Regions from separate parts of the Homo sapiens genome. Here region 1 is linked to region 2. A link is a contact called in ENCODE Hi-C or POLR2A ChIA-PET data. All regions are on one chromosome and are shown on one strand. Each heading gives the region's core, a stretch centred on a gene start or an enhancer-like site at or near the end of the contact. The rest is flanking DNA. Distances are from core to core; before and after follow the strand shown. Region 1 holds the start of NCR3LG1 (natural killer cell cytotoxicity receptor 3 ligand 1). Region 2 holds the start of PLEKHA7 (pleckstrin homology domain containing A7).

Evidence for each region. A loop is a pair of places that touch in the nucleus more often than their neighbours do. ChIA-PET counts read pairs that join two places held with the same protein, here RNA polymerase II (POLR2A). Pooled maps may share reads with other maps.
Region 1: a loop to region 2 is called in a pooled map, with 4 times the contacts of the local background. The contact joins the promoter of NCR3LG1 here to the promoter of PLEKHA7 in region 2. A Hi-C loop is called at or near these places in 7 of 50 pooled maps. POLR2A ChIA-PET finds 5 or more read pairs at or near these places in 2 of 52 experiments (Caco-2 and MCF 10A).

What each region holds. Positions count from the first base shown.
Region 1 is chr11:17,348,579-17,354,963 of GRCh38, forward strand. NCR3LG1 (natural killer cell cytotoxicity receptor 3 ligand 1) reads left to right here and starts at 3,222. Exons shown (of 5, transcript NM_001202439.3): 1 at 3,222-3,461. The coding sequence starts at 3,392. It overlaps LOC105376576 (a long non-coding RNA gene), which reads right to left and starts at 3,288. Exons shown (of 3, transcript XR_931094.3): 1 at 3,201-3,288; 2 at 2,459-2,596; 3 at 2,235-2,333. It also overlaps a transcript of NUCB2 not described here. RefSeq lists a silencer at 3,044-3,163 and enhancers at 3,160-3,761, 3,762-4,363, 4,588-4,637.
Region 2 is chr11:17,009,793-17,016,905 of GRCh38, forward strand. PLEKHA7 (pleckstrin homology domain containing A7) reads right to left here and starts at 4,622. Exons shown (of 27, transcript NM_001329630.2): 1 at 4,524-4,622; 2 at 4,333-4,409; 3 at 4,197-4,254. The coding sequence starts at 4,609. RefSeq lists an enhancer at 2,384-3,145 and a silencer at 3,030-3,324.

The DNA of each region.
Region 1 (6,385 bases), core at 1,972-4,471, 340 kb after region 2:
ATCCTCCTGTCTTGGCTTCCCAAAGTGCTGGGATTACAGGCATAAGCCACTACACCTGGCCTAGACAGATTTTTTGAAGCTAAGGACTGTGCTTTAGCCATCGCTGAATTCGTCACTCCTAGATTGTGCCTGGCAGAGTTCAATAAATTGTTGCTGAGGGGCAACTTGAAATGTCCCATTCCTTTAATAGAAAAGCTTTCCTTTCCTTTTTTTTTTTGAGACAGAGTCTTACACTTGTCACTCAGGCTGGAGTGCAACGGCATTGATCTCGGCTCACTGCAACCTCCGCTTCCCGGGTTCAAGTGATTCTCCTGCTTCAGCCTCCCGAGTAGCTGGGATTACAGGCGTCTGCCACCACACCTGGCTAAGTTTTGTATTTTTAGTAGAGACAGGGTTTCACCATGTTGGCCAGGCTGGTCTCGAACTCCTGACCTCAGGTGATCCACCCGCCTCGGCCTCCCAAAGTGCTGGGATTACAGGTGTGAGCCACCGCGCCCAGCAGAAAGCTTTTCTTATACTGAGCCAAAATCTCTCTCCAACTTGCTTTTGCCTTCAAGAACATCACCTAACATGTGTACTCACATACACAGGTGTTAGCTTTTCAGAGACTTACAAGACTGGTACCATTTCTTAAACCCCCAGGCTACTCCAAACAAAATGGGCTCAGCTCCTTTACTCATTTGTAGTGATTAGGATTAGGTTCTGCTGAAAATGAGAACATTTTAAATAAGAGTAGCTTACTGACTTTATTTCTTATGTTCCACAGGTCCAGAGGTGTCCTTCTAAAGCTGGTAGAGGTTTCACGAGTCATCAGGGACCCAGAACCCTTCTCTTTTGCTGTCCCTTTGTCCTAGTGCATGGTTTCCACACTGTGGTGCAAGATGTCTCCTCAAGCTCTAGGCATTACATCTGCTATCCTGCTGTCAGAAAGAAGGAAGGGGAAAAGAAGATCATTTCCTTCTCTTTAAGGACATTTCCCAGAAGTCACACAGAACATTTCCATTTATATTACTTTGGCCAGAACTTGGTCATATGGCCACATTTAGTTCCAGAATGATTAGGAAATGCAGTCTTTTATTGATCCCTGTGCCCAGGAAAATATTGGAGGCCTTTTTCAAGGAAAAAGGGGAAAACAGATATTGGTTGACAAATAGCAGTCTCTGCCATACTGTCCCTGGATACATGTCTTTGAGTGAATGTCCCTTATTTACCATTCTGATTACTTGTTGGATATTTTCAATATGTGTTACAATATGGTTCCAAAATTGTATGTGATATTCCAACAGCAAGTTGGATGCAATGTGTCATAAAAATGACCTCAGTGTCAACCAGCATTTGAATACCGTGTCTCAATGCTGTGCACCAATAAAGAACACAGAAAGTCAGAGTTTTCCATAAATAATTCCTGAGAATATATGCTTATTTTGTTTGAGAAGCATCGTGAGGTATCTGCTGTGTGCTTTAGGGTTGAATGGAAAGTTGGCAAAAGTATTAAAAGACATGTTCAGGCCGGGTGTGGTGGCTCACGCCTGTGATCCCAGCACTTTGGGAGGCCGAGGTGGGCGGATCACTTGAGGTCAGGAGTTCAAGACCAGCCTGGCCAACATGGTGAAACTCTGTCTCTACTAAAAATACAAAAATTAGCTGGGTGTGGTGGCAGGCACCTGCAATCCCAGCTACTTGGGAGGATGAAGCTGAGGCACAATAATCTCTTGAACCTGGGAGGCAGAGGTTGCAGTGAGCTGAGATCACGCCACTGCACTCCAGCCTGGGCAACAGAACGAGACTCTGTCTCACCAAAAAAAAAAAAAAAAAAAAAAAAAAAAAAAAGATGTTCAAATAGACATGATATTGGTAAAAACGAAAACACAGGTAATGACTTTTCATTCTAATGAAATATAAATAGAGAAACCTGCCGGTTTTACCCTTTAGAGTAAAAAGGGTACAAAAAAATTACCAAAACAGTAAAAATTACCAAAAGAGTAATTTGATAATTTCTACAGGGTGATGTGTATGTGTCACAACTTTGTGAATCACTATTCTGGGCATGTATAAGAAGTCGTCATATACCTCCATTGGGAATGTTATTTAATGATGTCACTAATACCAGACAAGGATGTCTCCTCAGGTAAGGCTCCTTGGAGGAGGCAGAGGTTGAGAAGAGGTGTAATTTAGGTTTTAAAAATTCAATAGCTGGACTTAACCTTGCATATCTCTACCTGTTATAACGGTGGTCCGGAAGGCTGCGATCTGAAGGCCCCTCAGCTAGTTGCTGCCACTGTGGGCACTCTGCGCATCTTTCACTTCTGAGCTCTTTCTGTATGCACTCTGTTCTGCAGATAAGTGAGAATGTGACTATTTGCTTAGTCAGTGACAGTGTCTCTAACCCTGGAAAGGAAGCTTTTACTCTCTCAGTTTTAGAGACATGTGAACAGGCTGGGGATATGAGGTCACTTACCCACTGTCTTATAATCAGCAGATGGCATGGTTGGCATTGGAGTTTAGGTCTGTCTGTGCTTTTCTGTACATTACATCCTTTTTAATGATGCGAAGGAAAAATGCAGTAGGGTCAATGAGACAAATGGAATGCAGGTTGCTGGGGAAAGAATGCAGGTTCTGCGTTATAAATGCACACACATTTACTGTGCCACTTGGGTTCTGAACTTTGCGGTTAAATTGATTTAAAAACTGGTGTAGAGGTGGTAAAACTTAATCACCGAATGAGAATATTTGGGTTTGCTTCAGGAGGTCGCAAGCCACTTCTTGATTAGTAGAAATGGGAAATTAAGGGCCACCTTCAGGCGTTTAACTGAATTGTCCTGGGGATTTAATTTGCCTTTCGACTTAATGCTAAATTTTTGTTGTTTTTGGTTTTTAAAGTAATGTAAGTTTATCGCGCCAACGGTAAGATGTCGCTCTGGACGCGTGCACCTGCTCTCGCAATCACCGACTGCGGTCAGCATCTTCCTTAGAGCAGCGCCCCGGGCCACTTGGATCCCGGTCTCAATTTACTAAGCGAACCCAGAGGATGCCCCGAGTCCTGGACCGCAGAGCCGCTCGCGAGAGGCACCGGGGCTGTAACCGCGCAACCTCGTGCCGCGGGCGGAGGCGAGGGAGGATTCCCCGGCCGGTGCCCGCCCCCGGGCTAAAGTGCGGCGCGGGTGGGGCTGGTCACGCGCCTGGCTTCCTGCAGTGCGAACCTGGGAAATCCAGGCGACTTCGCAGTTGCCGAAGGGATCTGAAGAAGTGGGATGTGCAAAAGCGCCGGCTGGAAATCCCGGCTGTGTCTCCGTCAACTCTTTACGCAACAGAGGTCTCCCCCTGCCCTTGGTTTCTACCGGGCCGCCTGCTCCCACTCGGCGAAAAAAATTACACAACAGCAGCCGCGGCGATGACGTGGAGGGCTGCCGCCTCCACGTGCGCGGCGCTCCTGATTCTGCTGTGGGCGCTGACGACCGAAGGTAGGGGGCGGCTGGGGTGGGCTGGGGCGGGGGCTCCTGGCGCCAGAGGGTCCTCGCGGGTCGGCTCCCTAGCATCCCGCCAGGGGACCTCAACTTCCTGGGGGCTGAGAGCTCTATTTTCTTTTCTATTTCTTCTCCTTTTTTTTTTTTTTTTTTTTTGAGACGGAGTCTCGCTCTGTCTCCCAGGCTGGAGTGAAGTGGCGCGATCTCGGCTCACTGCAAGCTCCGCCTCCCAGGTTCACGCCATTCTCCTGCCTCAGACTCCCGAGTAGCTGGGACCACAGGCGCCCGCCACCATGCCCGGCTAATTTTTTGTACTTTTAGTAGAGACGGGGTTTCACAGTGTTAGCCAAGATGGTCTCCTTGACCTAGTGATCCAGCCGCCTCGGCCTCCCAAAGTGCGGGGATTACAGGCGTGAGCCCCCGCGCCCGGCCTGGGGGCTCTATTTTCAAGCGTCCCTCCTTTGTGAGAAGCGGAGTCCCCGATGCAACAGGTTTACATTGAAGGCCTGCCCTGTGCAGGGTCGACACCTGTGAGAGCGGAAACGGTGCTTCCTTGGATGTCGCGCGTTTGGTGCCTCGGTATTTGGCGCCTCTCTCGCATCATCCGAGGGGCCGGAGGAGAGAAGAAAATCAGGGAATCGGTAAATTGGAAAAATCATTCATCCGCATATCAGTGGGTCCTCCTGGCTTTGCTAAGTTAGGTCTTTACTGAGAGAGGGAGGGGAGTGTTTTGATCTTGTGGTGACCTTCAAACGTTCTCTTGCTTTTTTGGGAACTCGTATGGGCGTGTTCTGCGTTAACTTAAACAGGAGACTAAAAGGCTGAAACGCGTATGTAGAGATATTTAAACTCATTTCTAACTAGAAGAATGGCAATTAAACAACAAGATGCTGCTTGACCCTTACTAGGCTGGCCAAAATACGCTCCTGGGTGCCGGGTGGTGGAGGTGGAATGTAGGAATCCCGGAGGCGCGCTCTGGGCGCCCCGAGTCACTGCAGGTGGAGGAGAGCCGCGTGTGGACCTCACCGTGGAGACCTTGGCGGCAGCTTCACACCACGCCCTTGCTGCTTGCCGAGCAGCGTGAACGGATGTTGAAGGCGTAGAGCCAAGTAAACAGTGGACATACAATGCAATACCATTTCCACAGTTTGAGAAACAGAAGATACAGCCTTAAAGAGAACAAAAATTACATGTTAAACACCTTAGAATGGCTGCCCGATGGGAGAGGGAAGTGGAAATAAAAACGAGTGAATAGTATTTCTATACATTTGCAATAAGCAATGTGAAAATAAGACAGTTCCGAGTGAAGTGTGGGCGGTGAAGTGGAAAGCCAAAATTGCGCTTGTCTCCGCGCTGCGGACTTGAAACGCCTGTCACTGCGGTCTGGAAACGCCTGTCGCTGCGGTCTGGAAACGCCTCCGCGCTCTATCAGTCTGGGTCTCCTCGAGCTCGAAGTGGCGCCAGTGGGCTGCCGCCGCGCCCACCCGGTCCCATGCCCGTCCCGCGCCCCCTCCCGGGCCCGGCGCCCCCTCCTCAGGGGCCTTGGGTCCCCGCCACTTTCGTCCGGTCTCGGTCCCCGCGGATGCTGGTGGTGGTGGAGAAGGGCCGCGAGTTCTCAGGGAAGCGGAGAGGGAGGAACGCCGTTTGGCTGTGCGGCGGCGCCCAGTGACGGCAGCAGCAGCAGCAGCTCCTGGAGGAAGCTAGTTCCGGCTCGTCCAGCCACGAGGAGCGCGGCGGCGGCTGCATGAGGGTCGGACCCCAGAACCAGGCGTTGGTGCTGGACTTTGGCACCGGAAGAGACTGTGAAATGGAAAACCGTTTCGGAAGCTTTCGCCTAACAAATCATTTCCGCCTACAAGAAATTCCTACACCTTAGGATGGAGCATCTGTTTGCCTGGCTGCTATTCTGCGTGGAAGCAAATTTAAAGTGGTACAAGAAAAAAAAAATCCAGTCATACAAAGGAATTCGTCAGATTTTAATGCAAGAGATTCTAGCCCGTCTTTGTATGAGAATGTCTTTAAAGGTTGTTGATATAGAAAATGTTTTAAAGAACGTTAGGTTTTATTTCAGAAATGAAGTTGAAAAGAGCAATTTGTAAAGCTGTAGTTAACAGTCCTCCCTAGTTGGAGAGCTCTAGAACTGGAGGTTCTCTATGTAGGTTATACCACTAGTTGATTTGAAAAGATAAATGCATAAATGCTTTTCCTTGGAAACAAGACTGCAGAAAATTCCAAGGATCTAGTCCTTGAAAAAGGCGAATGCTGTTAAGCTGTTAAGGTACTACACTCTGTACCTTTAAATGAAAATACATGGAGGTCCTGGGTGAGCGCTTGGGCGCTCTGAAAATAGACGAGGTTTCCCAAATTTGCCTTCTAAATTTTGATTTGTTGATTTAAATCTTCTAAATTTATGTAGTCTGGCACTCAGGTTTGTATTCCTTTTAAGCACATGTTAGTGTTTTTGATATTTTCCCTTCTCCCTCCGACCCCCCAATTCTTCTTCTTTTTTTTTTTTTTTTTTTTTTTTTTTTGGTAGTCACTTTTCGTTTTTAAGAGTGACAATACAACTAGGTGGCCTGGCTGTTTCATATCCTTGGTTTCTCCATTTCTTGGTTGGCCACCAGGGGGAAGCATACTGTTTTTTTGGTTACAGTTGACCCTATCTTCATTTTGTAGGTCAAGTCTGTTTTTGCTTTGATACATAGAACAGAAAGCTTGTCACCGCGTTTCCCTAATGTATTATTTTAAAAAATAGACTTGCACAAATCTTTGAGTAAGTTGGCAGGTTTTTGGATACATTTTTGTTAACATTAATTTTGAAAACTTTATTTAGATATGTTGGATGTGACTAATGAAAGGACATGTTTGATGGCAACAAGGGGAATTCGGTTTCTGACATTTATCTAAATATAGATGTCTAG
Region 2 (7,113 bases), core at 3,372-5,871:
TAATTTTTTCATTTTTTGTACAGATGAGGCCTCTCCGTGTTGCCCAGGCTGATCTTGAACTCCTGGCCTCAAGTGATCCCCTCGCCTCCGCCTCCCAAAGTGTGGAATTGCAGGCATGAGCCACTATACCCAGCCAAAAAATCTTTTTAAAGGGGTTATCAACATCACTTAGTCTAGAACTGGGAGAACCAACAGTAGATTTCTTATACATTTTGTCCCTCATTAATGCAAAATTGAACAAAAAGTGCAGAAATCAAAACAAAAATTCACCTGCCTAACCTCAAGCTTTTCTGCTTCAAGAAATGGACTCCGAGGCCAGGCACAGTGGCTCATGCCTGTAATCCGAGCACTTTGGGAGGCTGAGGCAGGCGGATCACTTCAGGTCAGGAGTTTGAGACCAGCCTGGCCAACATGGTGAAACCCTGTCTCTACTAAAAATGCAAAAATTAGCCAGTCATGGTTGTGCACACCTGTAGTCCCAGCTACTTAGGGGGTGGCCGAGGCATGAGAATCACTTGAACCCAAGAGGCAGAGGTTGCAGTGAGCTGAGATCGTGCCACTGCACTCCAGCCTGGGCGACAGAGCAAAGCTGTCTTTAAAAAAAAAAAGAAAGAAAAAGAAAAGAAAGAAAAGAAATGGACTCTGGAGAGTATTAAAACATTTGCTGGCCAGGCATGGTGGCCTGCATTTGTAGTTCCAGCTACTTGGGAGGCTGAAGTGAGAGGATCACTTGGCCCCAGGAGTTCAAGGCTGCAGTGAGCTATGATTGCACCACTGCACTCCAGACTAGGAGACAGAGGAAGATTCTGTTTCTTAAAATTTTTTCAAAAATTAAAATGTTTTAATCTGCTAAATATGAGGAGCAACTGAATACATCCTGTAAAACCTCACACAACTTTCCTGTGCAAGGAGCCATTAGGAAAAATAAAATCAGCCATGTCAATGCTTTGTCGCTCTCACTTTATGAGCCAGATTAGAGGAGGCTCCTGCCCTCAACACAAAAATCAAACATTCAGAAATGCTCACGGCAAAGCTAAGAAATCAGACAACAGTAAAACATTTTTCATGTGGGGGGCGGGGGATGAGGGAGAGAACAATTACTCCCAAAACCCTTAAGTCTCTCAAAAAATTGTCACAGAAGGACGTCAGAAGTACAATCACCTGCCACAGGGCCCTGCCTTTGAGGGTAGGGAACACTGTCACACATTGCTTTTTCTAGGCCTGGGAGGAGTCAGCCAAGGCCCTGGGGGCACAGGAGCTCACTGTAGGAAAATCATTAGGGACCTCACAGACAAGTTACCATGGAAGAGTCAGCAAAGGTGTGGAAGGCTGTGCTCCAGCCTCCAGAGTCCCACACGCGGCCTCACACACCCAGCCCAAGGCTGCACCTGGTACTTTGGGACACTTGCAGCCCTTCCTCCCGCCAAATGAATGATGGGCCCTGCCCCTGGGTGACGCTAGTGAGATGCAGGCCATGGATCCCATCCCTCTCACCTTCTTAGAAACACTGCTCCAGCAACTGCCCCGTCTCTTTACTGCAGCATCGACTTCTTCCTCTCAGTGGGATCATTCCCATCAAAACAAACATGCTGTACAATCTCCCACCAAAAAAAAGAACCCTCCCTCAAACCCACATCCTCTCCAATTACCGGCTAATGTCTCAACTCCACTTTGCAACAAAACTACCTGGAAGATTTGCCTAACTGACTCCCTGTCTTCACCCCGTGTTTTATCTTCCACCTACTCCAGTCAGATTTTGTCCTTTAAGGCTTCTGTGACCATGCATTCTCCTGGGGTTTCTCCTACCTTCTCAGTCCTTCTCAGTCTCCTTGCTGGCTTCACCTCTCACCCCTCTAAACACTGCTTTGACCATCCAAAGCCTCAGAACATCTCTCTTCTGTCTGTACTCTCTTCCTAGGGGATTTCATCTAATCCCATGGCCTTGAATAACATCTATTATACCCAATGGGTCTCTTCTGTCCTCTCTCCCCACCAAGCTTCAGATCACACTATCTGACATACTCATATCTCAAATGTAAGATGGCAAAACAAGATCTCATGATTCTCCTCCACCCCAAACCGGCTCTTCCCATCTCAACGATATGAATGCTATCCACTCAGGTGCCCAAGCCCTGAGGAGTCATCTTTGCCTCTTCTCTTTCTCCCACAGACTATTCAGTCCATCATGAAGGTGTGAAGAGCCTATTTCCTAAACACAGCCTGAATGTGACCACTACTCCCTGTCTACTGTGCTACCACCCTCAGGCAAGCCACTTCTAACTCCTGCCTGGAAGAGGGCAACAGCCTCAGCTGCTCTCCTGCCTCCCCCTGCAGTGGCCACCTACAATCCAATCTCCTCACAGTGATCGTTCTAAAAACACACACCAAATCATGCCATTTCCCTGCTTAAAACCCTCCAATGACGTTTCACTGGGCTTAGAATAAAGTATGAAAATTCCTCACCCCGGCTCACAAAGCTTTGCGGCATTTACCTTTCTCCTACCTGTGACCTCTCCTCATGCCACTTTCTCCCTTGTGCACCACATTCCAGCCTTCCTGCTCCTTAAACTCCAAGCTCTTTTCTGCCTTAAGCCCTTGCCCTGGCTGTTCGCTCTTCCCGAAATGCTTTGCCAACTCATCATCACATGATGTCTCCTTCTTGTCATTCAAATTTTACTTTAAATGTTGCCTATTCAGAAACACCATCCCGATCTCCCAGTACAACCAAGCCACCCAGTCACTCCATGTCACATCACCTTATTTTAACTTTCTGCACAGTAGTAACCACGATCTGATATTATTATTTGTGTTTTTTACTTATTTTCTACTCCCTTCCCTCTCCTATTAGATTGCAAGCTCCATGAGCACCTAGAACTTTTCTGTTTTTTGTTCCCAATGCCTAGAACAACGTGTGAACGTGTGGCACACAGGAAAATTGTAATAACATCAACTGATGCAGTTATGAGCCAGAGAGGCCCACTGACAGCAAGACTCTGATGGCCCCAGCCAACTCCCCAACTTCACATACACACATATGAGGCAGGGCAATAGAACCGCAGCAAGGCCCTAGTCCTTAGGTCTGTAAATCTCACCCATCAGTATTTTCAACTATTATGCAAGAACCCAAACCAGAAAAGGAGGTTCCGGGGTTTTCTTGAAATAGGCTGCTTTATTCCTAACAGTAGTAGTTCTGACTCACAGTCGCCGAGGTACACCCAGTCAGTACTAGTCAGACCACCGTCCAGACCTTTGGCGAGCTGATTCATTCAGTGAACAAACATTTACCGAGTGCCTACTTGCTGTCCGGCACTGGGGCAAGGGGTCAAAGGCAGTGTCTGGCCTCCCGGAGCTCAGCAGGCAGAGGGAAACACGCTGCAACACAGACTCCCGCCGGAGTGGGAAAGCAAAGCCTGTACTGGCATAGGAGCCTGACCCGCGCCTTCACTTACTGCGCCCCAATCTGACATGGACTGATCCTACAGACCCAGGGTAACCTGGCTGGTGCGCCAACACTCCGGGGCTTTTGCGGAAAAGTCGCCCGTGGACTAACGGAAGCACCAGCAATCCCCCGGTTCAGCTCCGGCCGAAGAGACGCGGAGCGCTCGAGGAAAGTCATTGGTTGACCAGTTCCCTTCCCCACCCCCTCCCTCCCCGCAGGCCCGCGCAGTGGATGGAGGCCGGGGGCGAGGTTCCGACTCTCCAAGACCATCCCAGAGCCTGCGGCGGGAGAGGGGGCGTCCTCCTAAGCGAGATTCCCCTAGTCTCTCCCTCTCCCCACTCCAACCCCGCAGGCCCACACCAGGACAGAACTTCTCGTTCTACTCCTCCCACCCGAGCCCATCCAGGTCCCGGCACTCGCCTCTCCCGGCGGGGCGCAGCCCCAGACCCTAGAGGGGAGGCGTGCCCAGCCCGCACACCAGCACCCGAATCCAGCCGGATTGCAAGGTCCAGGGCGCAGAGTCTGCGGCCTCTTCCCCCCCGGCCCAGGTCCCCAGCGTAGGTGCGGCCCCCACCGCCTTCCTCTCGGAGGCCGCCAAACAACTTGGGCACACAAAACGTTGAGTGTGGCCGCGGCGCAGCGCGCGCCAACGAGCCCGGGCCGGCGGGAGCAGAGGAAGGGCGGGGCGCCCGGCGGGAACGGGGAGGGACCCCCCCCCCGCGGCACAGGTGCGAGCGCGGCGGCCCCACTCACTCACTCGATGAAGTAGCTGGCGCCCTCCTCCGTGAAGCCCTCCTCCCAGCCGCGGGGCAGGTCTGCGGAAACGCCAGAAAAGTCGGGTCAAACTTGGGCCGCCGCTGCGCGCGCCCCCCACCCGCCGGCCCGGCGCCCACCTGAGCGGATCATGTGGCCCGAGTTGACGGGCTCCCCGGTGCGCGGATGCAGCCAGGTCGTGCAGCGGAGCTGGTCACTGCGGGCAGAGAGGTGCACCTGTTAGCGCCGCCACAGCCCGCCGGGTGCCCGCCCGGCCCCCGCCCCCGCGCCCCCACCCGCGTCCCCGCGTCCCCGGGTCCTCGCGCCGCACTTGATGAAGAAGACGCGGCCATCCCGGCACACCCCGTAGGACCAATGCTCAGGTAAAGTGTCCCGCCCGACCGTCGCCGCCGCCATGTTCGCCGAGCGCGGAGCCGCCGCGGGGTGGGGGGGAGGGGGCGGGGGCGCGGGCAGGGGCGGAGGCGGGGGCGGTGGCGGGGGCTCGGCCTGCGCGTGGCCCGGCGGCGCCGCGAGGCGCTCCATCCAGGCGCGGGCTCCTGAGGGAGCGACCGCCCGGCCGGGTCCTGGCGCCCGGAGTTCGCAGCCGCTCCGGCCAACCCAGCGCAGTGCCCGCGGCCTTTGTCCCCGAGCCTTCCCCGCCCCCAGCCTGCTGGCACCGGCGCTCCCCTTTGCCCCCGAGGCCGGGAGACCCGGGCGGCGCGGGGGGCCGCTGGCGGGGGCCGCTGGCGGGCGCGCCTGGGCAGCTTCGGGGCGCGCGGTTGGACCCGACCAACTCCGAAAACGGCGAGCGCCCGAACGCTCAGTAAACCCCAGCCGACCCGCACCACAGAACTTCCCGACCCGGGAACTCCGCTTGTGTGTGAACCAAGTTAACACTCAGGTTCCTGCCATATTCCCAGCCTCCTTCTCTTCCCCTGTAAGGTTAATCGAGTCCACACGGGATTGTTGTGTAGATTAAATGAAGTAACAATCGCATAAAGTGCTTAACCGGACCATGGCATGTAGTAGGTGCTCTATCAACGGCAGGCCGAGCGCGATTTCATTTTCCCAAGTTTTCAGCTGGGATGTGAAACAGGAGGGAGCAGGGTTACCGCCACACACCACTGAGGTTGCAGGGATCGCAAGCTCTTGCCTTCAGTTTCTGTCAAGTAACAGAAAAAAGGGGTTTTGAGGGCTCGGCAGCACGTCCATCTCTGGAAGAGCGGTGGCCAGGCGGGGCCTCTAGGGGGCCCTGCAAAGCTCTTTGCAGTGGCGGCACCCTCTCATATTCGGGTCTTTACTCCTATCTTATCTCCTCGGGGAGCCCTCCCTGAGCCCTCTGCAAAGAAAATCCTTCCCCTCCTTCCCTCGCTATTTCATTACTTGTTTACATTTAATTGATATTTGTGTTTGTCTTGTTTGTTGTATATTAGTTCCAACATGTCAGCTGGATGAGAGAAGGGGCTTTGATCTACCTCATACACTGCCTGGTCTCCAATGCCTGGAACAGCACCTGACTCATGTATGCATTACGCATTCAATAACTGTAGGATGGGGTGGGGCACGGTGGCTCAGGCCTGTAATCCCAGCACTCTTGGAGGCCGAGGCGGGTGAATCACTTGAGGTCAGGAGTTCTATTCCAGCCTGGCCAACATGGTGAAACCCCGTCTCTACCAAAAAAATACAAAAGCTAGCCGGGCGTGGTGGCGGGCGCCTGTAATCCCAGCTACTCAGGAGGCTGAGGCGGGAAAATCGCTTGAACCAGGGAGGCAGAGGTTGCAGTGAGCCGAGATCGCGCCGCTGCCCTGCAACCTGTGCAACAGCGAGACTCAGTCTAAAAAAAAAAACTGCAGGATGAGTGAATGAAACATACTCCACACTCAGACTCCCGGCCACACACACACACACACACACACACACACACTGAGCAAAGACAGAGCAGCAGCTGGGCTCCAGCTGTTGTCAGGCCCAGCCTTCTCGGGACATAGGCTCTGATTGATGGGAGGAGGCGCGCCTGAAAGTGAGACTGTATGCAATGTGAGCACTAGTTATTCAGAAAGGTGCCCAAACAGGTGGAATTAGGCTGGACCCTGAAGGACTGGTTAGGTTTGACTGGGAAAAGAGCACTCCAGAGGGGAGGGATGGGAGAGCATGCACATAATTTTGGGAGGGCTGTGAGATGTTGATGAGACCATAAAGGGGCCCTTCCTTGGGAACAGACAGTGGTGTTGGGGAAGGAGGCATTTATGAGTTAGAAGAGGTAACTGGTTGCAGAGGACGGGGGACACCTGTCTGAAGGAACCTCCTGCCTCTGAGGAGGTTGTTGAGCAAATGAAAATAGGAAAGCGGTGTTTTGCTAGCTAAACATTGATTTTAAATAATACATTAAATGGGCAAAGGGTATGAACCCACAGTTAATAGAAAAGTAATACAGATAACTTTTAAGCAAATGAAAAGATACTGAGCCACTTCATAATAGAAGAACTGCAACTTACGGTGAAATACTATTTTTTTAGATGTCAGATTGGAAAAGATAAATTAGAAAAGATATTGGCCAGGCGTGGTGGCTCACGCCTGTAATCCCAGCACTTTGGGAGGCTGAGGCGGGTGGATCGCTTGAGATCAGCAATTCGAGACCAGCCTGGCCAACATGGTGAAACCTTGTCTCTACTAAAAACACAAAAATTAACTGGGCATGGTGGTGCATGCCTGTAATCCCAGCTACTTGGGAGGCTGAGGCAGGAGAATCACTTGAACCCTAGAGGTGGAGGTTTCAGTGAGCAGAGATCACGCCACTGCACTCCAGCCTGGGTGACAGAGTGAAACTCTGTCTCATAAAAGAAAGAAAGAAAAGATATTGTAGAGAAAGACATTCTTGTTCATTGTTGATGGGACTTTAAAATGTTTGAGCCTCTTCGAAG